Linked DNA regions of Homo sapiens: all the other regions are linked to region 2. Evidence: read pairs that join two places in POLR2A ChIA-PET (ENCODE). Cell type or tissue: A673. All regions are shown on one strand.

Region 1 (8,000 bases), 330 kb before region 2:
ATTCCAGTTAAAAAGCTAAATATTCCATTTAATATTCAGTTAAAAAGAAAATTGATTCCAAATATAATTCCCCTTAAAAGTTGGCATTTTCACTGCAATGTGCAATCTGAACCATCATACTTGTTTTTTTGTTTTGTTATGAGACAAAGTCTTACTCTGACGCCCAGGCTGGAGTGCAGTGGCACAATCCCGGCTCACCGCAAGCTCCGCCTCCAGGGTTCAAGCCATTCTCCTGCCTCAGCCTCCCAAGTAGCTAGGATTACAGGCACCTGCCACTGCAACAGCTAATTTCTGTATTTTTAGTACAGACGGGGTTTCACCATGTTGGCCAGACTGTTCTTGAACTCCTGACATCAAGTGATCTGCCTGCCTCGGCCTCCCGAAGTGTTGAGATTACAGGCATGAACCACGGCGCCTGGCATAATATTTTCCTAAAAAAAAAACACTTTGGCTGGGCACCGTGGCTCACGCCTGTAATCCCAGCACTTTGGGAGGCCAACACAGACAGATCACCTGAGGTCAGGAGTTCAAGAACAGCCTGGGCAACATGGTGAAAACCCATCTCTACTTAAAATACAAAAATTAGCCAGGCGAGGTAGCTTGTGCCTGTAGTCCCAGCTACTCGGGAGGCTGAGGCAGGAGAATCACTTAAACCTCGCAGGCGGAGGCTGCGGTGAGCGGAGATCGCACCACTGCACTCCAGCCTGAGTGACAGAGTGAGACCCTGTCTCAAAAAAAATAAGAAAAAAAGAAAAAAACCACGTCTATGAAACACAAATATCTAATACCACCCTTAAAATTGTATTAACCATGTAATCTCAGCACTTTGGGAGGCCGAAGGCAGGAGGATCACCTGAGGTCAGGAGTTCGAGACCAGCCTGGCCAACATGGTGAATCCCCGTCTCAACCAAAAATACAATTAGCTGGACATGGTGGGATGTGCCTGTAATCCCAGCTACTTGGGAGGCTGACGCAGGAGAACTGCTTGAACCCAGGAGGCAGAGGTTGCAGTGGGCCAAGATTGCACTACTGAACTCCAGCCTGGGCGACAGAGCAAGACTCTGTCTCAAAAAATAATAATAAATAAATAAAACTACTTACCCAGATTTCAATCCTAATAATACATTTAATTTTCCATTAGTTTCCACATCACGATCCCTAAAGCTATTTCCTAGGATACTTTAAAATCTATAGAATAAATAAAAAAGAAGAATGAGATAGTTAATCTAAAAAACAAAGGACAAATATTATAAAGGGTCAGCACTCACCATCTGTCTCAATGACATCATCAAGGTGTTATGGCTGCTTGGTTTCACACAAATCCTATATTAGAAAACCCTGACAATCCGATATCAACTTGTCATTTTCCCTTATAGAAGAATGCAAATAAACAGAGTGTGAGCCAGGAAAAGCTAATTCCTAATTAGTGCCCACTGCATTCAACTCTAGCCCTCTTTTTTTGTTTGTTTTTTAAGACAGAGACTTGCTCTGTTGCCCCTGGAGTGCAGTTGCGTGATTTTGGCTCACTGCAACCTCCGCCTTCTGTGTTCAAGCGATTCTCCTGCCTCAGCCTCCCAAGTAGCTGAGATTACAGGTGCCCGCCACCACAATCAGCTAATTTTTGTATTTTTAGTAGAGAGGGGGTTTCACCATGTTGGCCAGGCTCGTCTCAAGCTCCTGACCTCAGGTGATCCGTCCACCTTGGCCTCCCAAAGTGCTGGGATTACAGGTGTGAGCCACCATGCCTGGCCAACTCTAGCCCTCTTAACTTCCAAGTTAAGAAATGCTTTGTAAAATCATAGAAACTCCACCATTGAGACCGGCACGGGCACCACTGAGACTGGGCACTTGAGACCAGCCTGGTCAATATGGTGAAACCCCATGTCTACTGAAAATATAAAAATTAGCCGGGCGTGGTGGCACACGCCTGTAGTACCAGCTACTCGGGAGGCTGAGGCAGGAGAATTGCTTGAAACTGGGAGGCAAACCTTGCAGTGAGCCGAGGTCTTGCCACTGTACTCTAACCTGGGTGACAGAGTGAGCCTCCGTCAGAAAGAAAGAGAAGGCGGGGGGGGGGGAGGGAGAGAGAGAGGGAAGGAGAAAGAAGAGAAAAGAGAAGGGAGGAGAAGGGAGGGGAAGGGAGGGGAGGGGAGGAGAGGACAAGAAAAGAAAAGAAAAGAAAAGAAAAGAAAAGAAAAGAAAAGAAAAGAAAAGAAAAGAAAAGAAAAGAAAAGAAAAAGAAAAGAAAAAAAATCCGCTATTGTTCCTCACAGTAATCCACTAACAGTGGCAGTCCTGTTCCTTGGGGAAGCCTCATATAGATTACAGATTCCCTCATTCTTCCTACCACTTGAGGAAGAGCAAGCTGATGAGCCAGAAGATGTGTGATCATGCTCTCATGCCCTTTTCTCCCAGAGGTAAGGTATATTTAGTGACATTCTGTTGTTATTACTATAGTAAGAAATCTCTTCGCAAAGTATTTGATAATTTAAAATTGTAAACTAAAACCACTTCATATTCATTGTCTTAATCACCATAAGAATCTCAAGATGAAGATGTGGCAAGTAAAACTATAAGAGGTTAAATAACATACAAGCTCATAATCTTCATAAAGAAAGCTGAGAGTAAAACCCATGTCAGCTGACCACTAACCCAAGTTTTCTTTTCACAGCGGTAAAAGACCAACATAAATAAACAGAAATACTATTTCTAAAGAGTTTATCTGGAGCTCTTTAGAGTAAATCTGAATATCATCAGTTTTAAGAGACAGAGTCTCACTTTGTCACTCAGGCTGGAGTGCACTGGTGCAATCAGATCTCACTGCAGCCTCAAGCTCCTGGGCTCAAGCCATCCTCCTGCCTCAGCCTCCCAAGTAGCTGGGACTACAAATGTGCACCACCATGCCCAGCTTATTTAAAAAATTCTTATAAGATGGAGTTTCACCATGTTGCCCAGGTTGCTCTTGAACTCTTAGCCTCAAGAAATTATTCCATCTCAGCCTCCCAAAGTACTGGGATTACAGGCATGAGCCACCATTCTCAGCCCTTGATTTGGATCTTAATGATTTGTTTTGTTGTTGTTGCCTGGCTGTTTTTGAAACTTTTCAGATAAAATTTAAGTAGGCACCGCTAAGATAGACCTAGATATAGTGGCATCATTTCAAGGAAGCTTAAGGGCTGACTACACATGCTACATTAGCCACTACAAACTTTAAACATTTTGAATAATCAAATATCTTTCTGCTCCTTAGATTTTTTTTTTTTTTTTTTTTTTTTTGAGATAGAGTTTCGCTCTTGTTACCCAGACTTGAGTGCAATGGTGCAATCTCAGCTCACCGCAACCTCTGCCTCCTGGGTTCAAGCGATCCTCCTACCTCAGCCTCCCAAGTAGCTGGGATTACAGGCATGTGCCACCATGCCCAGTTAACTTTCTGTTTTTAGTAGAGACAGGGTTTACTCCATGTTGGTCTGGCTGGTCTTGAACTCTCAACCTCAGGTGATCCACCCGCCTCAGCCTCCCAAAGTGCTGGGATTACAGGTGTCGTGAGCCACTGCACCCAGCCTTTAGTTTAATTCTTCATCTTGTGTAGTATGAAAGATTATTGTTTCACTTTATGAAGATGTGAGAATGAGCAAATATGTTTTCTTCATCCCAAGAGGCCCCTTGTTTATGGTAAAAAAACAAAAAATATATTTCTATTACCATTCTACAAGCTGGTAGATACCACTTTACCACCTGCCTAACAGATCTAGCCAGCCCAACAGGGAGAAGATGGTACTGTATACACCAATGTAAAGGAGCAAAATAAGAGATTCACTGAAGAGACTTGCTGCACTAAGGCAAATACAGACATCTTAGGAAACAGTGCTGTAAGCAATTATATACTAGCTATATCCTGTATTTTTCTTTAAACCATTTCTCATTCTTAGACATAAGATCAAGAAAAGTGAGGGTGACAAAAAAAATAGAGCTTCAACTAAACCTTGAAAAAATAACACTTGCATATACACGGTATGAGAAAATGGTGGAGGAATGAACAAAACACATTGCAGGCTGAGATAATGACTAGAGTAGATGCAAAAACAAGAAATACATTAAGTATATAGGTTGAGGCCAGGTGTGCTGGCTCACGCCTGTAATACCAGCACTTTCAGAGGCAGGGATGGGAGGATCCCTTGAGTCAGGGAGTTCAAGACCAGCCTGGGCAACATAGTGAGACCACCATCTCTAATTTAAAAAAAAAAATTAAATGTAGGCCAGGCGCAGTGGCTCACGCCTATAATCCCAGCACTTTGGGAGGTCAAGGCAGGTGGATCACTTGAGGTCAGGAGTTTAAGACCAGCCTGGACAACATAGTGAAACCACGTCTCTACTAAAAATACAAAAATTAGCCGGATGTGGTCTCACAAACATTTTGTACCAGTAGCTCAGGTTCACTGCGGAGAAGCTGGACTGAATGATGACTGCAAGATTTTTTTACTCCTTGACAACTGTTCTAATTATCCTTCAGCTGAAATTCTCATTACAGGCATGCACCTGTAGTCCCTGTAGTCCCAGCTACTTGAGAGGCTGAGGCAGGAGAAATGCTTGAACCCAGGAGGCGGAGGTTGCAGTGAGCTGAGATAGCGCCACTGCACTCCAGCCTGGGTGACAGAGTGAGACTTCATTTCAATAAATAAATAATAAGTAAATTACACATATATAGGTTGGGCATCCCTAATCTGAAAATCTGATGTCTGAGCACCAAAATGACACCACATGTGGGAATTTCCACACCTGACCTCATGTGACAATTCACAGACAAAATGCAGGCATACAAACACACAGTTTATTCAGCAACCCTGAGGGAAAAAAAGACCCTCTCAGCCCCCTTTAGCTGCAATATATCTTTTCTGAATACGCCCAGATTACCCCACACATGTGTGCACATAAAGTTGGCCAAAATGGCACATACACAGGCAGGACATGACAATGGCAGGCTCCACATGGAGCCAAGACCTATGTGCATTGCTCACTGTGTGTGTGTGGTTTTTTGTTTTTTTACTTATTCTCTGCTCTGTGGTGTAAAGATACTATTGAAAATGTCAAAAAGTCCTTCAGATATTCCTACGGGTAACGGTTATTAAAAAGAGAGAAGGCATTTATGTTTATATCACAGAAAGTCAAGTTGTTAGAGAAACTGGAGAGCAGTGTAACTGTAACATGTCTTACAAAACAGTATGGTGCTGGCATGACCACCATATATTAATATAACGTGAAGAAACAAAAGGATAGGCCAGGCGCAGTGGCTCACCCCTGTAATCCCAGCACTTTGGGAGGCCAAGGCAGGTGGATCATCTGAGGTCAGGAGTTTGAGACTAGCCTGGCCAACATGGTGAAGCTCCATCTCTACTAAAAATACAAAAATTGGCTGGGCGTGGTGGCAGGCACCTGAAATCCCAGCTACTTGGGAGGCTGAGGCAGGAGAATCGCTTGAACCCAGGAGATGGAGGTTGCAGTGAGTTGAAATCGCGCCACTGCACTCCAGCCTGGGCGAAAAGAGCAAGACTCCATCTTAAAAAAAAAGTAGAAGAAACAAAAGACAGTTAGTTACATGCTGAAATTCATAAACAGAAGTTAGTGAGAAATGCTGTACAAAGCTAAAAATGAAGATTTCAACTGTGTATTAAAAGAATGAATCCAACAGTGTCACAGTGAACAAATGCCACTTAATGGTATTCTGATCATGACACAAGCAAATATCCATCCGGATGAGCTGAAAAACTGAAGGGAACTATAAATACTCAATAGGTGGGTTGCACAAATTTATGAAAAGGCACAGCATTGCATTTTTAAAGGTTTATGGTGATAAAGCATCTGCTGATCATGAAGCAGTACAGAAATTCATTGACAAATTTGCCAAGGTCATTGCTTATGAAAATGTGACGCCAGAACAAATCTATAATACTGATGAAACATCAATGTTGTGGCGTTACTGCCCTAGAAAGACACTGACTACAGCTGATGAGACAGCCTCTACAGGCATTAAGGATGCCAAGGACAGAATAACTGTGTTGGGATACGTTAATACAATATGCATACATAAATGTACACTTCCTATGACAGGCAAAAACTTGTGTCCTCCCTGTTTTCGAGGAGTGAATTTCTTACCAGCCCATATTAAGCTAATGAAAAGGAATGGGACATCTTTTTTGAATGGTTTCACAAACATTCTCTACCAGTAGCTCATGTTCACTGCAGAGAAGCTGGACAGAATGATGACTGCAAGATTTTCTTATTCCTTCAACTGTTCTAATTATCCTTCAGCTGAAATTCTCATTAAAAATAATGTTCGTGTCATGTACTTTCCCCCAAATGTGACTTCATTAATTCAGCCATGCGACCAGGGTATCTTTAGATCAATAACGAGTAAATATTAACACACGTTCTTGAACGACATGCTAACAGCAGTAAAACAGAACTGTAGGTGTGGAAGGTTTTCAAAAAAGGTGAAGATGCCACATACGCTGTTGCCAACGCTTTGGACACAGTTACTAATGATGCAGTTATGTGTGCCTGTAACTATATTCAGTGATGATGGTGAACAAATGGTGACTTGTAACTATATTCAGTGATGATGGTGAACAAATGGTGACTTTGAAGAATTCTGTGTGTCAAGTGAGAAAAAAGTTTCCAACCTTCTTACATATGCAAAACAAATTCCATCACTGTCCATCAGTAAGCTAAAGGAAGTAGATAACGAAGACGACTTTGACACTGATAATGATATTCCAATTGTTCATTCATTAACCAATAGTGAAATAGCCAAAATGGTTCTGAGTCAAAGTGATTATAATAAGTGACAATGAAGATGACATTGTTAAACACTGCAGGAAAAAGTGCCTATGCATGACATGGTAAAAATGTGTGATGGGCTTACTGAAGGACTAAAGCATTGTGCATTCATAACAGAACAAGAAATCATGTCAGTTTATAAAATCAAAGAGAGACCTCTAAGACAAAAACCATTGTTAATGAGGCAGATGACACTGGGGAAAACATTTTAAAAAGCCATCTAGCAGAATACCTCCTCATCACTAGAGGACCCACTTCCTGGTCCTCAAATGCTTCTAAGCTTTCTTCTCACCTAAAAGAAATACAATGTACAGTAACCTTTTAATCAAAACACAGCATCAGAGGTGGAGACTGAAAGCCTGTTGTCTGTTCTTGCTGTTAATATCTGATACAGGTATTCTGGTAATGCTACTGTGCTGATTAGTTACAGTGAACACATTATTTCTTCACTGTACTAATGATATTTCATATTTTTACTGTTCAGTAGTTTTGTGTGAATAAATATAAGAAAATGATTACTTATCAATAGCATATAATTTCAGATTCAAAAATGGTGATAACCATGACTGTCCACATGGGTGGCTGCAATAGTGATAATTTTGCTTTCTAATGTACACAACTTTGTTTAATGCACACCATTATTTAAAATATTATTTAAAATTACCTTCAGGTTATGTATATAAGGTGTATACAAAATATAAACAAATTTTGTGTTTAGACTTGGGTCACCTCCCCAAGATATCTCAAGTATATGAAAATATTCTAAAACCTGAAAAAATCCAAAATCCAAAACACTTCCAGCCCCAAGCATTGTGGATAAGGATACTCAACCTGCATTAAAAAAATAACTGATTTTGGCCAGGCACAGTGGCTCGCGTCTGCAATCCCAGAACTTTGGGAGGCCAAGATAGGCAGACCGCTTGAGCTCAGGAATTAAAGACCAGCCTGGACAACATGGCGAAACCCTGTCTCTACAAAAAATTTTTTTAAAAATTGGCTGGGCATGGTGGCACACACCTGTAGTCCCAGCTCCTCGGGAGGCTGAGGCAGGAGAATTGCTTGAGCCCAGAAAGTGGAGGACACAGTGAGCCAAGATCATACCATTACATTTCAGCCTGGGTGACAAGAGTGAAACTCCATCTCAAAAAAAAAACAAAAAAAAAAAC
Region 2 (8,000 bases):
GTGCAGTGGCGCAATCTCGGCTTACTGCAAGCTCCACCTTCTGGGCTCACACCATTCTCCTGCCTCAGCCTCCCGAGTAGCTGGGACTACAGGCGCCCACCACCACGCCCAGCTAATTTTTTCTATTTTTAGTAGAGACGGGGTTTCACCATGTTAGCCAGGATGGTCTCGATCTCCTGACCTTGTGATCCGCCTGCCTCGGCCTCCCAAAGTGCTGGGATTACAGGCCTGAGCCACCGTGCCGGGCAGATAGCTCACTTTCTGATCATATGTTTGAAGAGCTCACAGGGGCTTGTGCATTTTGCAGCTAATAAATGTTTCCAGTTAAGCAAAATGATTTCTTCTGCAACTGTGAAATAACTTTTTAGGGTTAGACAGTTGACATTTTGGAGATAGTCCTCCATATACATATACATTCTGCTTTCTTTCCATATTCTTACTTTCCAGCCCAAGATTCATAGTCTTAATTTTGTTTGGATATCTGAATTTCTTCTCGGTGTTTAACCCACAGATGCCCATTAATTTTTGTGAGTTGTGGATGTCACAAAACTTTGTGATGCATCCATTTTGCTTTCACTCCTCCCTCCTGTAATGTGTGTAATAGCTCTGTTTTCTAATTGTCTGGTAGGTACTTTTCTCTCTATTCTAAAAAAGTTTCTAATAGCCGTGACAGTGTTTCTTACAGTTTGTCTGCCCTCCTTCCACACCCCACCTCCCATAATCTCAGCAAAAAGGGTTCAGGATTCACCAGCTGTTCCCTCTCTGCCCAGCCCAGCCTGTTTAAGGAGCAGCACTTGCAGCATGTGCCGAAGAAGTCCAAAGGCCCTCATCTGCTCCACCTGACCATTTCCAAAACTCAACCTCAGAAACTGGGCGCTTCTTTATCCCCACCATTGTCAATTCATTGAATACCTACCTACAAGTTCTGTTGTCCTTGAAGCTACTCTGTGTTTAGCCAGTCCTTCCCAAACCCAGTTTTTCAGGATCTCAGAATCAACCTAGTTTATATGCTCTTAAATCTTCCTCCTCCAGAAAAGTCCCCCATTTAACCTAAATGCACGGTCTTGACTTTACCAAATGCCTTCTCGTGGTAGGGCAGGTTCTACTTGGTGACCAGGACCATGCAGGGCATTCTCCCAGGGCCTAAACCCAACCCAGATCTCGGACTTTCCCTAGATTCTGGCACAAGTCAAAAACAGAATCCCAAAGCTGAGAATGCATAGAATTACCTAGGGGTTACTTGTTAAACAGCAGATTCCTGGCCCGGCACGGTGGCTCATGCCTGTAATCCCAGCACTTTGGGAGGCTGAGGCGGGTGGATCACAAGGTCAGGAGTTCAAGACCAGCCTGGCCAAGATGGTGAAACCCCGTCTCTACTAAAAATACAAAAAACTAGCCAGGCGTGGTGGTGGGCACCTGTAATCCCAGCTACTCAGGAGGCTGAGGCAGAGAATTGCTTGAACCCAGGAGGCGGAGATTGCAGTGAGGCGAGATCACGCCACTGCCCTCCAGCCTAGGTGACAGAGCAAGACTCCATCTCAAAAAAAAATGCAGATTCCTGGAACCTCCTTCAGAGATTCTAATCCGTAAAATCTTGGTTGGATCCTAGAAATCTGTATTTCTCTGAAGCCCCTCAGATATATCTGTTCCCAGTGATACAAGGACCATACTTTGAAAAATGCAGATGGTGTGATGTCAATTATCAAGTGACATATTTAAGATGCCTGAGGGAAAAGCCACTTTGCATGAAAACAAAGTCAATTAAAATAGCTTTATGACAGGTTAGCTTTGCCATAAGACATTATCAGGATTTTGATGCTCCCTCCTTTGTTCGTGGCTGTCCAAACCTCCCTCCCTCTTTGGCTCCTGGCCTTGGTTTGGGACCTCTGAGCTGGGGCTCATGCCTTTTGTTATGTATCCTTAGCTTTGCCTCTCGACCTCGATTATGCTAGGAAATCACGTTGTGCTAGGAAAACCTCCAGAATTCCAGGTCACTAATATGCGTATGTGGAAATTACTCCCATATCCGGCTCCTTCCCCTTCCTCTTTCAGGCACAAATGACACAGCACTTGTCAACTGCCTGTGCTTGGAAGGAGCCGTGGGATTAATCCTGGCTAATGAAACATGAGCAGAAGTGACATGTGTGGGATTCCCTTTAGTTTCTCTTCTTCCACCTCCGCTTCCTGGCCACGTATTCCAGATGGTGCAGCGATGAGCTGGTGGAGCCTTCATCAGCCCAAGTCCTTCAGAGACTATGTGGAGCAATATTTGCTGATTTACCTGGAACATGTAGTGTGAGCAAGAAAGAAACTGTGCTGGATGAATCCACTGAGATTTAGGGGTAGTTTGCTATCACAGAAAACCAAAGTCTATTCTGACTAATATGCATTGGTAATGTACTTTAATGGAGTTTCCCCAAAACCACCTCTATCCTTGCTTATTTAGTTGATGGCTGCTGACAGTCTTAAATAATTCAGTATATGGTGAGGCAGGCAATGTAATAAATTCTCTTTATTTAGTGGTAATGGTTGGAGGAGCACCTAATAAATGTACTTAAGTAGATACATCTTTAGTTTGAGACAGATATATTCAGCGGAATCTCTTCCTGACCAATTAGACTGTGAGCTCTTTGAATCTGACTAACACAGAGCTGATGGATTATTGAGCATTTATCTTTTAATAAATCTCAACCAGATTTGGGATCCAGCAGTCATCACTTGCACTAACTCTAACCTGTGCTGAATTTTCCACATTTCTTCTGGATAGTCTCTGTTGTGTAGACACATAACCTTAGTGTATCTTGTAAGTTCAGAAAAACATTAGGATCTGTCCTGATAAAACACCTTAAAATGACTGAGTCACATTTTTTTTCATTTAACTCTGCTAGATGTGGCATGAAAGCAGGGGGCAGTCACAGACCTGCAGAGCCTTTTAAGTTTCACTCCTGTGGATTTGTATTCTGTGTGTCCTCCTTAAAAGCTTTCATTGCCCATACAAGGCGAGCTAGGTTGTCTGATTGTCCTTGTTTTACCTTTGCAAATGCTTCAATTGTGCAGCTGGAAGAATGGCCTCTGAACAGATTCTTCTGGAGTGATCATCTGATTCCTGGCCCAGAGCAAGATGCAAACTGGCAATTTTCTTTTGTTGTCTCTACCCCCTCCTCTGTCTCCATCCCCCAACTCCAAATCGTTAGTTGCATTTGAAAGTTGTTTTTTCTTCCTTTTTTTTCTTTCCTCCCTAGTTGTATGCACTCCTAGTCTGGCTGACTTTCTGGGCTCTGATCCAGCTTAGTTTAACATTGTTTATGCCTTTCAGAGCCTTCTTGGGAGATTGGTGCTTTAATTAAGAACATATTGATTTTAGACACTAGAAAATGTCATCTGACCCAAAATATCTCTCCATGTTAAACCTCCTCAACAGTTTTCTCACTGAACCATAATCACTCCCTAAAAATAATCACAGTCTATTTTGAGCATATTTACACTTTTGAATGTAGCTTTGCTTATAGCACTCAATCAACACATTTAGTACACCTTGGCTAAAATATTCTCCTCACCATAGTTTTCTAGTTTTTTTCCTTTTCCTACATTTTAGTTCATTTTTATCTCCAAGAAATCTTTAGTTCAATAGCCACTAAAGACACATCTAAGATTAAAAGGGGACAATTACCTTGGAATATAATAGTTGTTTTTAATAACTTGTCATACTTTAAATCTTAACCTATCTCAAGACAATTTGAATTTCATGCTAACTAATTATCTGGCAAGCTCCTGATTTGTGACCTATCAGTGTCACCCTTCACAAATATCTTTTCCTTCTTAATATTTCCTTCCTTAGTATTTTAAAATAGGTAATTCTAATTCCAATATCAAAATGGGAAAAATATATGAATGATCAGGTAATTGACTAAATAAGGCAAACAAAGAAAAACGTATTGTCTTGGTTTGGGTTCCCTAGCCCAGACAGAGATCCTGAGACAAGGATTCAAGTTCAAGTTGTTTACTTGGGAGATGATCCTAGAAAACACTGACAGGAAGTGGGGAAGTGAAATAGGGAAAGGAAGGAAGCCAGCAAAGGGTACCTCAAGCCATTTCCTTTGTGGGCAACTGGGATTCAGTCCTGCCAGGGAGCTCTGGGAGACAGTGTAAAACATTCCCCAGAGTTACCGCACCTAACAAGCGGGATATTTACCCCTCAACAGGGTGCCACTGGGCACCTATACCTCAACTTGGTTGCTCCTTGGAGTGTTAATTCTCTGGCACTTCCTGCTACTCTTGCACAGCTTCTTCCTGCTGTTAAACCAAAGAAACACTCTCAGCAGTCACAGTGATCTGGACAGGAGACAGGGAAATGCTGGAAAGAAGAGGGCAGTTCCCTGGCAAATGCCCCTCCCTCAAGCCTGGAAACCTGCGGCCCTAAATGGGAACAGGCATTCCTGTTTTTGCACCCAAAAGTTGACTTTTGGCCCACCACACCCCCTATCATGTACCCATACCCCAAACCCCTGGCTCCACAAGGAGACGAACAGAAGAGCAGAAGAATGGCAGCACGGCATGACAGAAGAGAAGGAGCGTCTGAATGCCGAGAAGATTTTGGCTGGGGACATTTGGAGAGGAGGTGGGCCACTGGACAGCCAACCTCCAGAAGAAGATCATCTTTCCAGTTCATTCTGCTTCTAGCTCCCCATCCATCCTGCTGAGAGCCATCTCCACCACTCAATAAAATCCCCGCATTCATCCTTCAAGTCCATGTGCCACCGGATTCTTCCTGGACTCCGGACAATCACCTGGGTACCAAGAGGGCACTGACCTGGTTAACACTTAAGTCATCCACGAACAGCAAGGCTAAAGGAGCGCACCATGACACACGCCCACTTGGGCTTTGGGAGTCACAGGCTTCCACCCCTGGACACTGCTGTGGGGCCAGAGCCCAGGGGCGCTTGCCCTGGCTCCCGTACCTGCCCATATGCGTGCCGCCTCTCCCATAAGGGGTTTGAGCACACACAGTGGAGCCACACCTCTGTTGCACATCCTGTGTTGGGGGAGTCAGGAACTTTCCTGTTTCAACAGGTCCTCTGAGTAAGCAGCCAGTGGCTACAGAGGTGGAAGCTGGAGGATATGGAAGGCCTCACAGTGCCTGCTATTCCTATTAAAAGATGATCAGTCTCACTAGTAATCAAATACATGCATATTAAAATAACAATGAAATATTATTTTTGACATATTTTGACATAATTTCGACATATTAGAATGGAAAAGATTTTCTTTCCAAAGAGGAGAATGTTGGAAAACTGGCACTTATATACTACTGGCAAGAGTAAAAGTACAATCTTTCTGTAAAGGCAATTTGGAATGTGAATCAAAAGCCTTAAAATTGTGCTTCTCTTTGATCCAGAAAGTCTGCTTCTAAGAATGTATTCTGAGAGGATAATTAGGCCAGTCTGCAGTGTTCACTGAATCATGTTAAAAAAGACAAATAACTATAAAAATATAAATGTCTAATAGTAAGTGATTGGTTAATCCCTCATTCATCCATCTAATCCATCCATCCAGTAGAATATAATGCAGGCATTTAAGCTGATTCAGCAGAAGTGATTACCTGGAAATATTTTCACAATATACTGATAAGTGGAAACATCAAATGCTCTATTTTGTTTAAATATATATGAGTGTGTTATGCATATGTGAAAAATTCTGGAAAGACAAAAACCAAAATGCTAAAGGCAGCTATTGCTGATCAGTAGAAATACAGGTATTTAAAAATTGTTTTGATAGCTTTTTGTAATTTCAGAGCTATTTATAATAGTGTTAAAGAAAGCATATATAGTTTATGAGGTTTCTATATAAAGGCCACTTAGGATGCAATAAATGTTACATTAAAAATGTCAGGCTGTGCGTGGTGGCTCACACCTGTAATCCCAACACTTTGGGAGGCTGAGGTGGGTAGATTGCTTGAGGCCAGGAGTTTGAGGCCAGCCTGGGTAATATGGCGAGACCCTGTCTCTACAAAAAAATAACAGTTAGCCAGGCATGCTGGCTAATTTGTGGTCCCAGCTACTCCAAAGGCTGAGGTAGAAGGATTACCTGAGCCTGAGAGGTCGAGGCTGCAGGGAGCCATGATCATGCCACTGCATTCTAGCCTGGGTGACAGAGTGAGACCCTGTTTAAAAAAAAAAAAATTATTTGTATAAAATAAATGTAGAATGATAATTTACTTGTGAAAGTCACCCCTATAAACTGAAAGCATAAGATACACATCATCTCATCTTAAATAAATGCTTTTGTTAAATGAAAATCACTTGATTCTTTTCTAGAAAAATGCCACTTAGCATTATCCCTTTTCCCTATACAGAAATATGGGTCATCATAACTTTGTCTTGAGTAAAGTTATAGCTCATGTAATTTTGCAGTTTGGAGGAAAAACTTATAGCGGGAAACAAAAATGGAAGTAGATTGTGTTTAAAACTTTCGTTGTATATCCTGTAGTTAGAAACATGATATAGCAACCGAAACATGTTTTCTCAGAAGATCAAAAAGACGTAGAAGTAATGATCAAAATTTTATGACTCTTTATGGTCTAAAATCACGGTTTTATACCTTATCCAATTTGTTTCTCACCAAAAACTCTTTGGGGTTACGTTATTACTATCCCTATATCACAGGTGAAATCTCTGAGGGCTAAGTTTTAAATAATTTTTTTCTACCTTAGCTAAAAAAGCTTCTGTCTTAGGAATCAGAGATTTTTCTGATTCTTAAGCTCATTTCTTTTCCCTTTCAATACTGGGCATGAGATTTGGAGTCACACGGCTTGGCCCTTGTCCCAGGCTCTCTTAGCTGGGTTATGCATGAGCCCAAGTTCCCTTATGGGTAAAATAAGGATAATAATATATACAGATTAGGGCAGTTGTTCCCAAACTGTAGAATGCATATGATTCACTTGGAGAGCCTGTTAAAGCACAAATTCCTGGGCTCCATCTCCAAGATTTCTGAACCAGTAGGTCTGGAATGGAATCTGAGAATGTGTGTTTCTTACAAGTTATCCGGTCATGCTAATGCTGCTGGTCTAAGGACAATACTTTGAGAACCAGTGGCCTAGGGTATATTAACTTTTGCTTCTACTGAGAGGTTTGTTTGTTTGTTTTTTTAATCTGTCCATGGCATTCAAATCACAATTTGGATTATAAATTGTTCATATATTTTCTGTGGCTGTAGATTTTTTTTATGTCTTTTTTTTTTCTTTTTTTTTTGAGACAGAGTCTCATCTGTTGTCCAGGATGGAATGCAGTGGCACAAACACAGCTGAACCTCCTGGGCTCAAAGGATCACCCCGCCTCAGCCTCCTAAGTAGCTGGGACCACAGGTGCATGTCACCATGCCCAGCTAATTTTCTTTTTTAAAAAATCTTTTGTAGAGATAGGGTCTCACCATGTTGCTCAGGCTGGCCTCAAACTCCTGGGCTGAAGCAATCCTCCTACCTTAGCCTCCCAAGGTGCTGGGATTACAAGCATGAGCCACTACACCTGGCCTTTTAATGTCATTTTTAACTGTTTCAGACTTTCCCCAAAATAAGTCTTTGCTATGTTGTGCTTTTATGTTGGAATTATGAATAATATCACTAATATGAAAATTATTTGGGGGTACGAATAGTGTTTATAGTTACCATTGTTGATAATAAAAAAAAGTAAGCTAAAGACTTTGATTTGTCTTCAGAAATGAAGAAAATAATGTGTGAGGTACCCACCCCAAATTGCACACTGTATCACTCAGGACTGCTGCTTATCAGCCTCTCTCCATCATAAAGCCTCAGGTGGAAGTTTCATTGTCAGGGAAACAGAGAAGAAATAAAGCAGAGTGACCGGAATATGCACTGCTTATTTCTTCCTTTATTTTTTTCCAGCTACCCCTGGAACTTGAAAGTAATTGGACAATCTTCCCATTCTGGAAGAAATCTTCATATTTGGGTTGTAGATCACAGACTCTCCAACAGAGAAGTGGGCCTA
Region 3 (8,000 bases), 1.7 Mb before region 2:
CAGTGCTGCTTCCGTGGCATCTGCCTTTGTGTCATCGGTTCATCTGGGCACAGGCCTCTCTCAGAACTTATAAGCAGTGGCTATGACTGTGGGCTTTGGAATCAGACAGACCTGGGTTCCAGAGTCACCTTGAACAGGTTGCTTAATCTCTCTAAGCCTCAATTTCCTCATCTATAAAATGGAAGCAGTAAACTTATCCCTCATAGGATTGCTACAGTGATGAAATACACATCAAGGGCTTAGAGCTTGCCTGTCTGTAGTGCATGTTCAATCAAAGGCAGCTGTATTCTAGCAGGACAGTGCAATAACTGAACACTCTTGGTGGGTAGCCTGAGTTTTGTTTTGTTTGTTTGTTTGGAGACAGAGTCTTGCTCTGTCACCCAGGCTGGAGTGCAGTGGCGCACTTTCCACTCACCGCAATCTCTGCCTCCCGGGTTCAAGCGATTCTCCTGCCTCACCCTCCCAAGTAGCTGGGATTACAGGAGCATACCACCACACCCAATTAATTTTTATATTTTTAATAGAGACAGGGTTTTGCTATGTTGGCCAGGCTGGTCTCAAACTCCTGACCTCAAGTGATCCACCCGACTCAGCCTCCCAAAGTGCTGGGATTATAGGCATGAGTCACCATGCCTGGCCTGAGGTTTTTATCTTTTTTTTCCCTGTAGTTTGGCATTAAATGTCATAATGACTGTGGTGTTAATAAACATCAGGAAGTGTGCTTGGCAGTTTGCAAACTGGACCTTATCTTACCTGTTCAGGTGTGTGAGATCTTCTCAGAGATGGAACAAGTTCCTCAAGTTTATGATCTCAAAACCCACAATGTCTGTTCCTCAATGCAGGTCTCTTAACACCTGTCTGTTACATTATGTTGGTCATCCAAGGATGCATTAAGCAGAAAAGAAACACCTCACCTAGGTGTTACTAAATTCCATTATCCTCCTGTCAGACGTCCATGGTGGGAGAGACTTTGGTCCCCACCAACCTGGGTTTCTGCAGGGTTTCACTACCTGCCTTTTTATAGAGTCTTGTATAAGACAAATGGCATTTTAAGCTGTTTTTCTTTTTGCAGGTTTGGAAATCTTATTTAAATCAATGTAATGAGACACTTTGAACAAAATGTAATCATTCTCACTTCTCCACGTGTTGGAAGAAGCAGTATAGAGTTGGAGACTTGGGGTTAGATTAGAGCTGGCTGTCTTCACAGATTTGCATCCTTGCCGTGTGCTCTGAGTTGTCACAGTGTATCAGATAGGTGGGATGTTTTTGCCTCTGTGCTAAGTAAATTACATTCTAGAAGAATTAAGAGGGCTGTTATTTCATGGTGATTTTTTAAAAAAAGTCAGACACCCCAGAACCGAGCTAGAATTGTTGGACCAGTTTTCTTCCCTTTTCTTCTTGGCCTCCTTCTTGTCAAGAACAACTGTTCTCCAGTTTTCAAGAAGGCTCTGTTGAAGTGGAAACATAAGCCTCCATTAAAGTATAAGGGTTTGCGAGGAGGTCAAGGGAGTCATTACTTTGTCTTTTACAACAAGGATGTATTTATATATTCTGAGTTAAAAAAAATGCTTTTAAAGAAGGTGTGAGCAAAGATAAAAATTATTTCTTACAGCTAAAGAAAAGTAGTCTCTTCATCGTTATCCATGAGGGAATAACTCATTGACACTTATAAAAGAGCGTCCTAGCCCAAGATATCATGTGGTGGGAAATTTGATTGGAAGAATCTCTTCCACTAACTTGTGCATGAGAATATTTGTTCCAGCTCCAAAGCCTTAGAAGCTGTTAGAGAAAGGTGGGAGGGTATTTGGCTGGCCTTGGGAAATGGTAACCTAACACTGGAAGCCCCTTGCTTTTGTTCTCCTTATTGTACATAAGAAGATGAGATTTTATTTCCAGATTTCAAAACACGGACCAACTTGCAATAAGAAATAAACCCCCGCCAAGGTGATGAATTATGTTGCTTTTTAATTTAGAAACTGGCCCTCCGATCAGAAAGAGTAAGGATGACTTTAAATAACCAGATTGATTTGCAGGTTGGGGCAAAGTAGAGGGATCTGGTGGATCTCAGAGACTCTTTCTTGGCTGCCTAGAACCTCATATTGAGGCTCCTTCAGAGGCTGCTTGTGTGAGCCTCTGACTAAATCCTTAAAATAACTGCTGTTGGAAGTCCTGTAAGTTTCAAAATTTGTTACTGGAGCAAGGAAAGGGTGTGTTGGGTGTCTCACTCGGCTTGAAGTAAGGACCTGAAAGCTTAGCAGCCAATAAAAAGAGAATTAGGGGAAGATGAATATTAATTTTAGGAAATACAAACCTCAGTTTTCTCATCCAAGCCCTTCCTTTCCTCCTCCTCCCATTTAGAATTGAAGAATTGCAATGGCTTTGACTTAAAAGGATAAGAAAGAGTAGTGATTTTCTTAAATCGGAGGAGACAAACATGGAATTTTTATAAAATGTAATATTTGCTGGTATTTAAGTATACTTTGGTGGTATCTTGGCTGGCGTTCAGAGACTGTTGAAATCATCTTGATTGTGAAAAGTCGCTAAATGGAGCTGTTAAATTGTGCTTCGCAAATTACATTTAGCTGCAAAGTATTGGTTCAGTCTAGGCCTCCTGAATGATAACACCTATTATATAGATGTTCTCTGTCCACATCCCACCTGAGGAAAAAAAAATCACATCAGGTTTGAAGTTCAGTTGAGGCAAATTTTATATTAGTAATATCGTTCATTATTGAGAGAGATCTCGGCTGCTGACCTGCGTATGAAGCACTTGCCCCATGGAAGTTGTGGCAAGCCAAGTGCCAGAAAAAAAAAAAATGAAAAAGGAAATATTTAAATGGTAGACTATGTACTTGATGTATCCATTTTTCTTCTGCATGAACCCAGTCATAATCCAAATTATATTTTTTAAACCCCCTTTTGTTCTTTTTTTTTTTTTTTTTTTTTTTTTTTTTTTGAGACGGAGTCTCGCTCTGTCGCCCAGGCCGGACTGCGGACTGCAGTGGCGCAATCTCGGCTCACTGCAAGCTCCGCTTCCCGGGTTCACGCCATTCTCCTGCCTCAGCCTCCCGAGTAGCTGGGACTACAGGCGCCCCTTTTGTTCTTACTGTTGTACCAACCATAGCTTTTAAAATCTCAGACTCAGAGATGAAATACAGAACATCTTTTTCAGAGCTGGGACATAAACACCTTCAAAGTGCTGAGCTCTGGGATGTGCTTTACGTTTTAATTATTCATCCCCTGGGCTCCACTGTTTCTTTGGGAGCCACCAACTCCTCCTTGGTCTGGAGTCTCATCTGTTTTCTCCATCAATGGAGGATAGGACTGGGAGCTCCCTGAGAGCAGGTGCTGTCATGTTCACCCATGTAAACCCACTGCTGAACACAGCATTTGGCACTGAGTAGGAACCAAATAAAGGTTCGCTGACTGCATGAGGAAAGCATAGACATTATCCTTGCATATCTACATAAGGAGACTTAGGTTACTCTTCCTGGGATCTTGCCCTCAGATGCTGCTTGCATGGTCTCTTTCTCCCTTGAAGAGACTTCATCTGGACATTGAACGTGGTCTTCCTTGAACTGGGGCCAGTGGAGCTTGCTCATGTGGAGGCAGCAGGTGGGGGGGGCCTCAGTCAGCTGAGTGAAAGGAGGAAGATGAAGGCTAAGGTTTAGGTACAACAATCCTCCAATATATCCTCCACTCTTGCTGGAATGGAGAGTAGGCCCATCACTACCATGCATGAGCGCAGCCTCGCTGCCTTCAGGATTTAATAGAAAACCCATAGCATTGCCACCAAGGTTCTCTCAGAGTTCCAAACCCGTATTTCAGACACAGCACCTAAATTCCAGAGTCCTCACTGGTTCATACCAGTTACAGCCCTGGGGACAGGAGATTCTCCTCTCTCCTTCTGACCTTTTGAGGCAGCAGGGGCAGGCAGACCCACACATTGGGCCCAGATCTATTCTCCAGGCCTCCTTAGCTGTGTGACTGTTGTTAAATTACTTAATCTCTTTTTGGCATCAGTTTGCCCATCTGAAAAATGGGGCTCATAATAACTTCCTTAGGGCTGCCCAAAGGAGGAGAGAGAATGTTCATGACTGACAGGCTGGAAAGATTAATGAGTCATGGTATTTTAATCTGCCTGGGGAGTTTCTATGTATCCTTCAAAAGTTAGCTTGAGGGGTTTCTCTTCCCTGCGAAGACTTTCTTCACTCTCTTTGCTACCAAGATTCTGCCTCTGCTGTGACTCTTGTCAGAACACTTACTTGTATTAGGTTGGTGCAAAAGTAATTGCGGTTTTTGCAATCCTGTTTAATGACAAAAACCGCAATTACTTTTTGCACCAACTTAATACATCTGTTCACATGCCCACCACCTTTTCTAGGCTATACACCCCTCTTTAAAGAGGGATGGTGGCTTTTGGTCTTTATCCTCTTGCCACCTGCTACTTCTTAATCCACAGAAGGTATTCCCTTGGTGTCTGACCAGCCAATAGATGGAAGACCATTTTGATGTTAAATCCTTTTTTTTTAACCACATATTATGTTAATCCATTTATATGAAATGTCCAGAATAGGCAAGTCTATACAGACAGAAAGTAGATGAGTAGTTGCCAGGGTGTTAATGGGTATGAGGTTTCCTTTTGGGGTGATGAAAATGTTCTAAATTGATTGGAGTGATGGTTGCATTGTGAGTGTCCTAAAAAACATTAAATTACATATATGTAATCGTATCATTTTTAATCTTATCTTTTTGAGGATACAATGGGTGCAATTGTGTGAGCTACGTGTGTATGATGAGAATCAGGTGGTTGTGGATCTTTGTCCCGGGATCAAAAGAGGAGAAGTAATAGAGAGAAATAATAATACCATTGTCTTCACTTAGGCTGAAATGTGCTTTCTAAGGGGTTAAAAGTAAAGAATTGTGCTGGCGAGGTGTGTTCTGTGCAATGGTCATCTGTTTTTGAGATTATCTTCCAAATAAGGCAACACCAAGCTTCACTTAGGGATTGTTTTGAACACAAGACTGGAAGAGATTCTTTAATACTGCAATCTGAAACCAGAAATTTGCGTCTCATAAAAATCACGAGAATTCTCAAAGCCACCAGCCCACTGGAGGGTCTCTGAGAGGTACCTGGGAATACCATGAATCTGACAGGGCTCTTCTCAGAGGTTCAGAGTCAAGCAGAAGGCAGCTGGGGTGTGTTGAGAACAGTGTGAGATTTAAAATAGTGCCAGGCAACTTGCCCCTGCCATTAGCTGGATGACCTTGGGCAAGTCATTCACCTCATTGAGCTGCCTGTGTCCTCCTGTATAAAATGGGACTATTCTTGACAGACCCTAAGAGAGATTCTAGGAGGATTGAATGAATCTAAGCACATGAAAGGGCTTTATAAATTTGGGAGTGTTATACAGATGAGTGATTATACCATGCATAATAAACTATTTGTAATTATACAGTGTTAAGCTGGCTGTGTGTGCTGAGAAGGAGAGCTGAAGGGAGCAGGGCAATTGCTGTAATCAACATTCGGGTGTGTTATGTCCCCAAAATGTGATCAGGGAAACACTAACTTGTTGAGGTGAGCCATGAATGACAAAAAAGTGGGGGAGGGTGAGGAAGCGGATGGGAGAGGATTTCATGGTAAAATAAAGTCAGAAAAAGCAGCATCTTCCCCCCTGTGCATTAAAATGTCCATTAGCATGTTAAAGGCTCCAAGCTGTTTGTGTAACTTTTTGTTAAACTCAGTGTTTCCCGTGCTGTGGTGCCCCTTTTCCACATAACCCTTGGTAACATACTCCCTTCTTTCTCAAGGAACTAGTGTTCCTTGGCATACTTTGGAAAACAGCTTGCAAAGCAATAATCAGACAAGTACCTACGGGGCGTTCACTGTGTGCTACATTAGCCTGACTACTTTGCATCTTTTAACTACTGTTAAAGACCCCCCAGGAAGTCACTGTTCTTAAGTCCATTTTACAGTTTGGGAACCCAAGGCTTAACAAAAGGAACCAAAGGAAGACTATAGAGATGGGGTTAGGGTGAAAAGAACCATGAAGACATCTGGGCACTAGTAAGAAGCAAGAGGAAGACATAGTGCTACCTGGTGAAAGCTGCCGTCAGGGTGGAGCTGTGGCCTTGGCCAGAGCTGCCAGGCCAAAGCAGAGATGGGGCAGAGAAGAAATATGACAACTTCTCACTCTTTCCCACATGCGATCTGTTAGGTGTCTCCCATTGGCTGAACAAGCAGAAGCCAGCCAGCCCATGAGGGAGCCCAATGATACAACATTCAGGGGTCACAGAGCAAGGAAGAAAGAATGGGTAATAGATCCGGGAGTAGGATGAGAACAGAGGGACAGTGAATAACCAGAAAAAGAACCAACATTAATTAAAAATCTATCATGTGCTTCGCTTGTTTCCAGGGTGTTAGGAATTCAGACATGCTACAGACCTAGCTCCTGCCCTTCAAAGAACCCATATTCTGGAAAGGAGAGTCCAGCTTGAACAAGTAAATGCAGCCAAGTGTTACAGAGTAACTGTATCTTAGAAATTAAGCTGATATTCGTGATCCAAAATAGCAGATTTCTGGCAGCAAGACTATATTCTCTAGATCAAGGGTCAGCAGAGCCAGATAGTAAATATTTTAGATTTGTGCACCATAAGGTCTCTGAGGCAAATGCACCACTCTATAATCACACAACTGTGCCGTCGTAGTGTAAAAGCAGCCAAAGACAATATGTAAATGAATGTGCATGACTATGTTGTAATAAAACTTTATTTACAAAAACAGGTGTTGGGCTGAATTTGGCCCATAGTTTGCCAACCCTTTCAAACAGAAATAACCTTAAAGAAATATCTGAGAGATACCCAGAAACAGGGATCTGTAGCACTGGTAACTCATGGTATGAAACCACAGAACTATCACTGGAATTAATATAGTAGTCACGAGCAATTTGTTTATTGTCTTTTATGAGAAAAGAGAGGTAGGTTTGGATGTTAGAGATTGGGGAAAAGGGGATATTTGCTGTGGAAATGATTTTCAGCAGATGGTAGGTACTTTGGGAAAGGTGGCTAAACTAGAGCCATCCTCCTCCTGTCTTACATCAGCTTACTCAGTACTAACCCTGTACAAAAAGGAAGTAAAACAGAGCACATCTGTATCATCAGCTTTCAATGATGTTCTTCCATGGTGCACTGTGACAGCACATTAGAAGGTGCCGGAGTTTTTATATGACTGCTTTGCCGTGAGATTAAATAGTGGTTTCAGTTTCCAGTAGGTTTCATAAGTATCTCTTTCAGCTGTTAAATTACTTTTAGTAATGTGCACACTAGAAAAAGAAAGAAAGAAATATCCATTCTGAACAACTGGGTGTCATGACAGAAAACAGAGCAGATGGTTTTGTGGACATGGCACCAAGTGAACCTGTAGCTGGTTACAGCAGAAGGATATGTTTAACCCAGAGGAGAGGGCTCTCACCAGGTCTTAACAGTTGAAGCTTTTAAGAGATTATTATTTTACTTTGAATTGATTTTTGTTATTCACCAGAAACCAAAGGTGGCAAGCGAGAATCTCTACTAAAATAACTATACTTGCTAACTTTGGGTCTTTGTTGGGGCTTTGGGGTATCAGAACAATGAAATAACAGGCACTGTGAGGCTTTTCCTCCTGTTCTGTTCTCCTCTCCTAGCTATATTTCAGAACATCTTATCTCAAGATAGTTGGCCAAAAGGAACCTGTACACAGAACAACCTCATTTTTCCCAAGTGCCTCTTCGGACCCAGGACACAATGATTTTAAAATTTCTTTTCAGGCAGACGCTCTAAAGAGAGCTATGCTGTTCAATAAGGTAGCCACTAGCCACCTGTGACAACTAAGCCCTTGCAATGTGTCTTGTCCACTTCAAGAGATGCTATAAATGTAAAATACACACTATATTTTGAGAGCTTACTATGAAAAAATAATGTAAATATGTCACTAGTAATCTTTTTTTTTCTTTTACTTTTTT

What was found. Peaks named below come from ENCODE experiments on the same cell type or tissue, not always from the same donor. Only the 100,000 strongest peaks of a DNase experiment are listed, where the experiment ranks them.
Region 1: POLR2A ChIA-PET joins it to region 2 with 5 read pairs; 4 of 35 experiments call an interaction of 5 or more read pairs at or near these places.
Region 3: POLR2A ChIA-PET joins it to region 2 with 12 read pairs; 1 of 35 experiments calls an interaction of 5 or more read pairs at or near these places.

Annotation. Positions count from the first base shown.
Region 1 is chr10:63,335,390-63,343,389 of GRCh38, forward strand. The region is part of intron 2 of JMJD1C (jumonji domain containing 1C); the gene reads right to left. Among named protein-coding and RNA genes, the nearest start is that of MIR1296, 34 kb to the right of the region's middle. In A673, no CTCF peak of the experiment used is centred here; no DNase peak of the experiment used is centred here.
Region 2 is chr10:63,668,462-63,676,461 of GRCh38, forward strand. All of the region lies in intron 2 of LOC107984238 (a long non-coding RNA gene), which reads right to left. The region is part of intron 1 of LOC124902438 (a long non-coding RNA gene); the gene reads left to right. Among named protein-coding and RNA genes, the nearest start is that of REEP3, 150 kb to the left of the region's middle. RefSeq lists a silencer at 4,868-5,162. In A673, no CTCF peak of the experiment used is centred here; a DNase peak (open chromatin) is centred at 3,280; H3K27ac peaks cover 2,884 bases.
Region 3 is chr10:61,980,943-61,988,942 of GRCh38, forward strand. All of the region lies in intron 3 of ARID5B (AT-rich interaction domain 5B), which reads left to right. Among named protein-coding and RNA genes, the nearest start is that of ARID5B, 83 kb to the left of the region's middle. RefSeq lists enhancers at 5,319-5,981, 5,981-6,120, 7,221-7,470. In A673, no CTCF peak of the experiment used is centred here; no DNase peak of the experiment used is centred here; H3K27ac peaks cover 2,781 bases.